Regions from separate parts of the Homo sapiens genome. Here region 1 is linked to region 2. Evidence: read pairs that join two places in POLR2A ChIA-PET (ENCODE). Cell type or tissue: MCF 10A. All regions are shown on one strand. Each heading gives the region's core, and the rest is flanking DNA. Links, peaks and the distances in the headings are about the cores only. Region 1 holds the start of H4C5 (H4 clustered histone 5). Region 2 holds the start of TRR-ACG1-1 (tRNA-Arg (anticodon ACG) 1-1).

What was found. Peaks named below come from ENCODE experiments on the same cell type or tissue, not always from the same donor. Only the 100,000 strongest peaks of a DNase experiment are listed, where the experiment ranks them.
Region 1: POLR2A ChIA-PET joins it to region 2 with 21 read pairs; 24 of 35 experiments call an interaction of 5 or more read pairs at or near these places.

Annotation. Positions count from the first base shown.
Region 1 is chr6:26,201,614-26,206,995 of GRCh38, reverse strand. It overlaps H4C5 (H4 clustered histone 5), which reads right to left and starts at 2,386. Exons shown (of 1, transcript NM_003545.4): 1 at 1,975-2,386. The coding sequence starts at 2,351. The coding sequence ends at 2,040. It also overlaps the pseudogene RPS10P1. RefSeq lists enhancers at 649-748, 799-878, 2,199-2,338, 2,349-2,598. In MCF 10A, for the core only: no CTCF peak of the experiment used is centred there; DNase peaks (open chromatin) are centred at 945, 1,615 and 2,455.
Region 2 is chr6:26,327,787-26,333,169 of GRCh38, reverse strand. TRR-ACG1-1 (tRNA-Arg (anticodon ACG) 1-1) reads right to left here and starts at 5,030; the gene lies at 4,958-5,030. TRX-CAT1-4 (tRNA-iMet (anticodon CAT) 1-4) reads left to right here and starts at 2,798; the gene lies at 2,798-2,869. It overlaps TRW-CCA3-2 (tRNA-Trp (anticodon CCA) 3-2), which reads left to right and starts at 1,655; the gene lies at 1,655-1,726. It overlaps LOC101928743 (a long non-coding RNA gene), which reads left to right and starts at 1,212. Exons shown (of 3, transcript XR_241992.5): 1 at 1,212-1,443; 2 at 4,083-4,160. It also overlaps LOC124901288. RefSeq lists a silencer at 1,117-1,298. In MCF 10A, for the core only: no CTCF peak of the experiment used is centred there; DNase peaks (open chromatin) are centred at 1,659, 2,129, 2,789 and 5,029.

The sequences.
Region 1 (5,382 bases), core at 383-5,382, 130 kb after region 2:
TGCTGTTGTTACATTAACATCCTCATAAAACTTTTTCTCCTCGAACTAGTGCCTTAGCACCAATAACATGATGCTTTTCATATATATGCACGAGCTCACACTTTTTAAAAATGACATTCAAAGTAACTATTTATTTTCCTGATTTCAAAGTATCAGCCTACGGACAACTTGCTGGCTAGAAGAAAAATCTGATTTTCAATGGAACTATCACCCTAAACCAACGGTTTTTTTTTTTTTTAATTTTTTTGGCAGTCTTTCTCTGTTGCCCAGGCTGGAGTGCAGTGGTACCACCTTGGCTCACTACAACCTCTTCCTCCTGGGTTCAAGCGATTCTCCTGCTTCAGCCTCCTGATTAATTGGGATTACAGGTGCCTGCCACCATGCCCAGTTAATTTTTTTATTTTTAATAGAGTCAGGTGTTCACCATGTTGGCCAGACTAGTCTTGAACTCCTGACCTCAGGTGATCGACCCACCTTGCCCTCCCAACGTGCTCGGAATAGAGGCATGAGCCACTGTGCCCAGCCCAAACTTGCGATTTTTCTATCACTTGGAATTTACATAAACCGGACATCATGTGTTTCTGATGTAGTGTACTATGTACATTACATCTGTAAACTGTTCCTGACAGGCATATTCACCCGATTTCAATTAAGTGTATGAAAGTCACTTGTACTTTACAGGACATGGGGAGTACAGAAGCCAAGTAAAACGATTAAGAATCAAGCCAATACAAAACAAAAGCAAAACAAAAACATTCTGTAAGTCTGGTCTCCGAGAAATCAATGTTCAAAAATGGGGAAGTAGGGGAGAGGAGCCTGTTTTAGATAAGAAAACTGGAGACACAACGGAAGTTATGGCTGGATCCTTCTTTAAACAAACCACATCTCCAAGACATCTGGGGCATAACTGTGGAATGACGACATATCTTTTTTGAACAATAGACAATGAGATCCAAGCAGGAAGTAACAAAGACTTTATTTTCAGAGGGAGAAGTAATCCCAGGATGGAATGAGCGCTCTGTGGCAGTGAAGGGGAGCTGGAATATATATATGCCTTACAGAGTCAACCTTACATACAGATTCAGTAGGTTTGGAAAAATTCTATGAGTATTCATGAGGGAGGAGATGAAATCACAAATCCGTCTCCCCGACCAAAATTGGGGGGCTTATGTAGCGAGAAGGGCGAGAAAACAGGAAATCAGGGAGGGATAAGGACGCAATCATGATGGATGAAACATAGGGAGTCTCACGGTCTCGATGCAAGTGATCTGGTGTTTCAGTTCCTGCCTCAGGCAGGAACATGAGTTCCTAAACATGAGTTCCTAAACATTTGTCTCATGTGAGATAAATGCTAAATTTCAAGCTTTAGGGTTTAAAGAGAGTCAAATTCTTTTATTCAAAAAACAGCAAATATCATAACTTCTAAGGGACAACTGGGTTGGCTTAATAGAATTCCGAAATGAATGCTTGCAACCTCTCCTTGCGTGAGCTTATCTACCCCAGGAACTTCTACACACCTAAACTCGGTCGTTAGGTTAAGTAATAGAAAACAGGCCGCTAGAATTTAAGGCCCACACTCCTTTCCAGGAAGATGATTGGTTGCGCTAATTCGCGGGTCCGGCCCATTGCCAGGCACCGGCTTTGTTCTTCGCTCTCCGCCATTTTGAGCGGTTACGCAGTGTCTTGCGGTTTTCCCACTTATGTCGAAAACCATGCATTTTTAGGTACTCAAAATAAAAGTGGTAAGGTAAACAGACACTATTACCCTAGCCTTTTCAGTGCAATCTAAGGCCCTACTACAATAAACATAAAAGGATCGTAGCCTAAAAAATCGTATGCCGAAACCCCAAATGTAATTTGGAACGAAAAAAAAAAAACGGCTGAAAAATATACGTACCTGTTGACAGGAACAATTAACTTATAAAGAGACCAACCAATCGTCTAACAAGTCATGAGCTCTTTTGCGGAAAACTGTGGGCGGCCCTGAAAAGGGCCTTTGATTTGGGAAGTCGAGATGCTGAGTCGTTTAAGCGGTAGCATTAGCCGCCGAAGCCGTAAAGAGTGCGTCCCTGTCTCTTCAGCGCGTAGACCACATCCATCGCTGTCACTGTCTTGCGTTTGGCGTGCTCCGTGTAAGTCACAGCATCACGAATCACGTTTTCCAGAAACACCTTCAGAACCCCGCGAGTCTCCTCGTAGATGAGACCAGAAATGCGCTTGACACCCCCGCGACGAGCAAGGCGCCGGATGGCAGGCTTGGTAATGCCCTGGATGTTATCTCGCAGGACCTTACGGTGACGCTTAGCGCCTCCTTTACCCAGTCCCTTTCCGCCTTTGCCGCGACCAGACATGACCAACACACCAACGAAAATAGCCGCAAAAATCTGAAAAACAAGCGACGGTAGTATTCTTATATGCCGGGAATTCGGACCTAAATGAAGACTGAAAACGCGCATACGGGAACTTTGGTGCTGCCTGCTGGCCCTACCCTTCACAGATCAGACTGGGATGACGTCACCAACGACTCCAGTTCCCGCCGGCAGAGTCCGCTCTCCATGGAGTCATCTCTGCAAGTCTTGCGTTCCCAAAGAGGAAATTTAGGCATATTTTAACAACTAAATGAGATTAAATACATTAACATGTTTAAAATCATTTGCTGCTTGGGATGCTCTAGGACGATTGAACAGGAGCTTTGGCTCACAAGACCGGAACTGCAGTAATCTCCTTCCATGAGGAGTTCAGCTTTGTCCCCATAGGCACGGTTCCTCTGGCATTTCTGCTGCTTGCTCTCTTGGGGACGGAACCCCCTTAGGAAGTGTTTGAAAACTGCAAGATCTCACCCTCTCCACCACCAAGCCAAGGGAAATCTGACCAAAAGGATTTTCCTCCCGAAGAGAAAAACACGGATAATTAGTGATCCCGCCGGGCGTTGTGGCTCACGCCTGTAATCCCAGCACTTTGGGAGGCTGAGGCGGGCGGATCACCTGAGGTCGGGAGTTCAATACCAGTCTCCAACACGGAAAAACCGCATCTCTACTAAGAATACAAAATTAGCCGGGCCTGGTGGCGCATACCTGTAATCCCAACTACTTAGGAGGCTGAGGTAGGAGAATCATTTGAACCCAGGAGGCAGAGGTTGCGGTGAGCCCGGATCACACCATTGCACTCCAGCCTGTGCAACAAGAGCGGAACTCCGTCTCAAAGAAAAGAAAAAAAAATTTTTGATCCCATGAATTCTGGTCCTCGCTGTGGACGCCCGTATTACATTTTTGGCTTATTTTTCTTTCTTCCCTGTTTATTAAAATTTATAATTATCATTTAAATATCTAGCCAACTCGCACATCTAAACCTAGAAACTCACTGGTGTGTTAATGTTTACTTCTCTATTGTTAGTTTTCTGTTCTCTTTGATGCTGGTAGCAGCCTTTATCACAAGAGAATTGGCAACGTGTAATGGGCCAAGTTATTAAATAGGCGACTTCCTACAGGCTTTTAAAATAAAAGGTGTTGGGACTCAGAAAACAATGCTACAAAATGAAGGCCTCCGTAGTAACTTTTTCTCCTTCTCCTACCTTCCTCTTTCTCCCTCCCATTCTTCCCCGAAGCTAGCTATAGGAACTAGACTGCTTCCTTCCCAAGATGGAACATATAAACCAAAGCTAGACTCAAAGCTAGCCATAAAACCTAAAAAATATGAATCCAACTTTCCTTCTGCCTTTTTGTGTAAAAACTGGCAGTAAAGAAATTGCCTGGCCTACCTCGTTTGATTGTAGGTCATAAGACCCCGATTCAAGAGAGGGCTTGTCCTATTCCCAGGAGGAGAGAATGCTGCCCAAGAAAGTCCAAGAATATAGACAGGCCTTGCTGGGCTATTATCATTAGCTCAGTCTATTAGCATTAGCTCGTACCCTTTGTGTCCAATCATATTTCTACACAGCTGTCCCTACTTTGTTGAATCTAAGCATAAAAATGTATGATTTCCCCTGTATCTTTGAGTCTTCAGTTCGAAGGCTACTGGGTACATGTTAGTTAATTTGTATGCCCTGCTAGGCATGCAAATGTTAGGACTTCTACTGTGAAAAGAAATCAAATATGTAGAAACTAAACAAAAAGGAACTGTAAATTGCTGCTGTTAAAATGCCAGCAATATCAAAACTCTGTGAGACTGTGATATTTAGGAAGAATTTACATGCTTCTATAATAATTTTAATAGTATTTACATATTTGTATTATATATATAAAATTGTAATTTAATAGAACATTAGTTAATACATTACTGAATTTTTTTTTTTTAAGTTTTTTCGGCTGTAAGTTTATTCAATGCAAAACAATCCTCTCCAGTTTTACTGAGGTGGCTGACCAGGCCCACGACCAAATCTGCCTCTAAACTGGAATTCGGTTGTTGACCCAGCCCCAGCCTTGGCTTTCTTGTCAGCACCAGGGGACACAGCACTCCGTCTGTAGGTATCTCTGTCGGCTTCCCCTCTTGTGAGTCTTGCAGGTTGCTCACCCTCCAGACCTTCAGGCGGAGGCCTGCCAGTCTCTGGACGGCTGTGGTGTAGGGTGGCAGGCACAATCTCTGTGGGCAGATGAAGGTAATTACAGAGATACTGGATGCCCTCATTGGTAAGGTACCACTAGAAATGTCTCCAGGCAAACTGTTCCTTCAAGTAGCCCTGGGACTTGAGAGACTGCATGGCCTTCATGACACGAAGGTTGGGCACATTCTTGTCTGCCATTTCTAGGTGCTTAGGCATATGGACATCCTTCTTGGCCACCATGACTCCCTCCTTAAAAAGGAGTTCATAAATGGCAATCCAGTTCTTCTTACGCATCAACATCTCAGCAGCTGTAGGGTCCCGGGCTGGGGCTGGTACATTACTCAGTCTTTAAACTTGCATGGGTGTATTGGTTTCCTATTGCTGGTTTGAAAATTTATCACATTTTATGATTAAAAAATACAAATTTGTAATTATATAGTTTTAAAAATTGGGACTCAGTCACAGATCTTACTGAGCAAAAGTGTCAAGGTGTTGGCTTGATATTAAGTAAAGAAATAAAGAGCCTGTATCTTTTCCCTTGCCTTTTTAACTGATAGATGCCACTCTCTCCTTAGATCATGGTCCTTTTCTTTCATTTTCAAAGTCTGCAATTTATGGCCAAATTTTTCTCATGCTGCCATATCTCTAGTTCTCTATTCCAATTCCCTCTTCCACTTTTAAGAATCTTTGTAATTATATTGGGCTAATTCATAACATGCAATATAATCTCCTTACTTTAAGGTCAGCCAATTAGTAGCCTTAATTCCATGGAAACCTTAGTTGCCCTTTGTCATGTTACCTAACAAAGACTCCAGGAATTTGCAGACTCCAGGGATTAGGAT
Region 2 (5,383 bases), core at 180-5,179:
CTGTAGTCCCATCTACTAGGAAACCTGAGGCAGGAGAATGGCTTGAACCCTGAAGGTTGAGGCTTCAGTGAGCTGTGTTGGAGCCTCTGCACTCCAGCCTCGGTAACAGAGAGAGAGAGAGACCCTGTCTCTGAAAACAAAAACAACAAAAAACAAAACAAAACAAAAACAAAAAACAAAGTAAGAATTTCACCAAACTTTATAGTGATACTAACATTTATTGAGAGCAATTGATGTGCCAGGCATCTTTCTAAGCATGTATAAACTCTTTTAGCGCACAATACGTAAATAAACTCACAACAGTCCTATGAGGTGGATATTATTATCACAATTTTATAGATGAGAAAAGTATGTATTTCAACTTTCAGTCAACAGCAGATCACACAGGATTCTCTGGTAACACCAAATCTGGAGTATCCTTTCATTCTGTAAGCTGCTGCAGATCCTCCTAAGCCCTCGGTTATTTATATTCTGAAACGCCCGTTCATTTCGTTGCCCACTGCTTCTGACTCCCAACGCACCCCTCACCCAAGCCCCCTAATCTCTTTCCACAACCCCGTAGAATGACCTTAGCTTGTTAACAGCCAAATAACAGCACACAACCTACCAAAGCTACTCTGATATCTACAGGTCAAACACAAACTCCTTCAATTTAGGATTTATGGTCCTTAACAATCGCCAGCTGGAGCCCTTGGGCTTTGGACAGTTTTTCAGAATTAAGACAGGGAAACCTTTCTCTAGTCCACAGCAAGGCGGGGGAAAAGGTGGGGCGGGGTGGGGCGAGGCGGGGGGTCCTTAATTTTCAGAGAAAGATGAGTGTTTTATAGCAGTGGACCACTTTTTGGAATATCTTTTCCTAAGAGTTCAAAGCGGCCCCTGCACTATTTGCGGAGATCGTCTGTATGTAAATTCGGGGTCCCCAGACAAACCCCGCTGACTTTAGAAAACTCCGATCTCTGGTTACCCAAGGCAGGTTCTTTAACCAGCCAAACAAAGCACAGTGCCAGAATAACCCACTTACTCCTGATGACAGGATTTCTTGTTCTTTTTAGGGTCAGTTTCAGGTCCAGCGATCTGATTTTGAAGAATTATCGGGGTGTGAAATCAACTCTCTCATCAGCTGAGAACGGAGGCTACAGGGAGGCGCCGTTATCTCTCAGAAAAGATGCAGCACAAACAACCTGCCAGCCCCCGCGTGAATTCGTTAACGGAAACACTGGTTGTGACCTGCAGTGAACTTTGGAAACGAATTTAAAACTCACCTTGATCAGAGTTCCTTAATGAGGAGTTGGGAGAGGAAGGATCCTCATTATTCCCTCTTCGCTACCTCCTCTCTACAACCCCATTCCAAAGCGACTGACCTTCAACAGAATGTATTTCTATAAAGATAAAAACAACGAAACTCCCAAGACGTCTATATTTGGAATATACAGGGAAAACTAGGTAAGAAACGGAATGAAATATAAACAAGAACAGGTGAAAATGAAGCAATTCAGAGGCAGAGAAAATCAGTGATTGGGCGGACAGCAATTTTACCGAGAGGGAAGCAGCTAGGCACTATTTTGTATCTGTTAATAGCTGCCTGGTCTTCACCAGTACCGAAATTATTTTCATGAATCAGATTGACAGGTAAATAAAACGTAGGTGTCCCGGAGACCTCGTGGCGCAACGGTAGCGCGTCTGACTCCAGATCAGAAGGTTGCGTGTTCAAATCACGTCGGGGTCAACAGTTTTTAGCTCGCTGGCTCAGATAACTGTATGGCGGGGAGTACATTACATATTACAGGGGGAAAAAAGTTGCTTTTCCTGCTTCTCTTAGGCACTTGTATACTCAGTTACTTTAGCCTCCTCAAAACTACCCCCTTCTCTTTTTTTAGTAGGAAGATATATACAGGAATATGTTATGGTATTTTGGGGCTTATTTCCGGGTTTATAGAGACGTTTTCACTCTTTTATTGCAAACATTCTGAATTATACTCTTCAGCAACTCATCCCTATTGTTAAACCCTCCTGGACTTCTCTCCATACTCACTCCCACGCCCGCGGCCTTATCTTTTCATCCATGTCTGTCTCTCCAACCTTCAGAAGCTTAGCAGATCTTCGCAGAGACGTAGTCTGGTTTGAGTGGATGACCTAAGCTTACCTGCTTCATATTTGGATCAGCTGTTCCAGGCTAAAGCGATTCCATTGAACTTCCCTGGATCTCTGCGATTTCCTCAACCCTCCCTGCAAATCACGGAAGAAGTCACTTGATTTCCAGAGGCAGAAAACCTGAATGCAGTTACTTTCTCAAATTCATACAGGGAATGAACCATTACATCAGAGAAGGCTAGCTATTCCGTGAACCCCCTTATAGTATTATCTGAAAATGTGCATGAATGTGCCGTTTTTTTCCCCACATGTGGCTCAAGACCCCCTACAGATTATGAATTAGCAAATTACAACATGGAAAAAAGGAAAAGTACGTTTATTTCTTCAGAAGTGTTTAAATTTTTATAACTTACAATGACTTTAAAACATGACATTTGAAATATTAGCAGATTTTCTCTTATGTATTTACTGTACACATTCACACAATACACAGTGACAAACATTACATCGGAGAAGTGTACCTAAAATAACCTTTTTCCTATTTCTTATTAACTCTTTTCTTAGTAGTAGTCTAAGCCTATGGCCATATTACGAACAGATTACTGCTCTGGAAAAAAAAAAAAGAGAGAAGACATAATTTTGAGATTTGGAAACTTGACACGCTAGAAAAAAGGTGACTATTAACTCTGGGACCTGTGACTCGCGTAGCAGAGTGGCGCAGCGGAAGCGTGCTGGGCCCATAACCCAGAGGTCGATGGATCGAAACCATCCTCTGCTAGGGAGCGTTTTGTGGATTTGTTTTTCCCCCTTCCAAAAATAGATCTACCTCATAGGAGGAGGAAATTGGTATAATTGTCATGGACACCGTAAGGGAACTTATTTTGATTTGCACCTCTCTCAGAGATCTATATCTCTGGTTGCAATACATTACTATCCTAATTAGATTAAAAATAACAAAAGCAGTAGTTTTAGCTTTGATTGTTTGAACAGTTAATAGATACCATGCACTATTCCAAGTTCTGAATCATTTATTCCTCGCAATTCTACGAAGTAAATACTTGCTATTACTCTTACTTTACAAATGAGACAAATTGGGGTTTGTCTGCAAGTTGGGGTTTGCAGAGGTTAACTAACTTGCCCAAAGTCATGCAGCTAGTAAATGGTAGAGCAAAGATAAAACTCTAAACCGCCGTTCTGCATAATTACAAACACTAATATTTACAGCAAACTTCAAAAGTTATTTCAGCTATTCCTTCCGAGTTTTATTAGTAGGACATGAACTCACCTAGTATTATTAAATCCCTAGTAAAATGAGAGGTACCATATGTGACATATAGTAACATGTCCAGATTTGAGCAGGCTGTAGGTGACACTTTTTTTCCTGTTCTTATTTTTCTGTTTACTCAAACTAATACAGATGCATAAGGAGACATGTTTAAAGTAGGATGAAATCTACAGACTGTGCAAAGCTTTTGAACTTTTGGAGAAATGTTTAGACAACTGACGAAATGCTTGGGGTTGAATTAATGAAAAGTGTCTAGAAGCTTAAGCAGTAAAACAACAAGAAAAGACAGTTATGTACTAATGCCGGGGAAAAATAAAAATTGCAAGGAAAGGAAAACTTAACAATGTATTTCTTTGCCCACTTGTTGAATTATGTTTATAAAGTTGTCATATTTTAAGCTACAAATATTAAAGTATCATGTATTGTGCTATAACCATATGAGAAGACTTAGAAAGGGAGCATGTGTGTGTCGGGGGTCCTGGGGTGTGAAGAAGAAAGTGAACCAGTTACTCCTCTTATATAAAGTCAACAGAAGGTCCATACAAACATATTATTTAGAGATATGTAGGTAAATAATTTTAAAATAAGCTATTTAAATGTTTAAAAAGTAGGCTTAACCACTCAGCCACGACTATAGGTGCCAAAAGTTTTCTTAAACGTCGTACATGTTATTATATGTCACATATTGTACCTCTCGCTTTACCAGGAATTTAATAGCTGAGTTCACGTCCTGCCAACAAAACTTAGAAGGAATCAACAAACTTCAAGTTCAGGCGCATATGTGGTAAGCTGAGAATGTTCTTTGGGTGTTTTCTATAATGCAAATCAGGAATATGTTTCAATAACTTTAAAAATTGCTAGAGGACAGGGAGCAGAGAAGAGACTTGATTTTTGTTTCAAGTGATTCTTGAAATTATGAGTATGCGAAAAGGATAGAAAAGAAACCAAAATTGTTTGCTATCTAGAAATTTTCTGTTTGTGAATTCTCAATCGTAACTCTCACAGAATGACACAAGGTTTTCCCAAACGGACGTGGTGGCTCACGCCTGTAATCTAGCACTTTGGGAGGGCGAGGCGGGCTGATCACTTGAGATCAGGAGTTCCAGACCAGCCTGGCCAACATGGCGAAACCTCCTCTCTATTAAAAATACAAAAATAATTAGCTGGGTGTCGTGGCACATGCCTGTAATCCCAGCTACTCTGGAGGCTGAGGCTAGGAGAATCGCTTGAACTCAGGAAGCAGAGGTTGCGGTGAGCTGAGATCGCGCCACTGCTCTGCAGCCTGGGCGACACAGTGATACATCTCAAAAAAAGAAAAAAAAATTCCCCTGTATTAAGTTTTATCAAGCAATGTGAAAATTGGTCAGTTCTGAAACTTATCAATTTAGTGATGTGATTTAAAAAAAAAAAACTCTTATGTATGTAAAACAATAGTGAACTGAAGCTGGAGTCTATATTATAAAAATTTTTGTCATCTTGTGTAATTCTTTTAAAAATTAAAATGATAAAATACATAAAATGTATATGAGTGCCCAGGGAAGGGGCATTTATGTAAACCTCAAAGTTTCCACTAAAGTCGAACGAGCCAGCCAGGAGTCGAACCTGGAATCTTCTGATCCGTAGTCAGACGCGTTATCCATTGCGCCACTGGCCCTCTGACGAACGAAGACAGGCGTTATACCTATAGAAAAAAACGTTTTGGGATTACCGCGTCCTCCTATACATGAATATATGAAATTTTATTTCTTTCTGATCATAAGGATTTTGAACCCAAAACCCTCCAATTAAAACAAAATATAGTTTTATTTGTTCCTTTGACTTGTTTTACTCATGAAGTATGATTCCTTCGTGGGTAATGAGAAATCCATCCTTGTGCACAATGATTCCTTCCTGAACAATGAAATATCCATTATGATGTAACTTGTAAAAGATCAGAGATAAGGTTTACTTTGGGCAATGAGAAATCCATTTTGAGGACCTCTGAGACATAAATTGAAATTGTCCTGC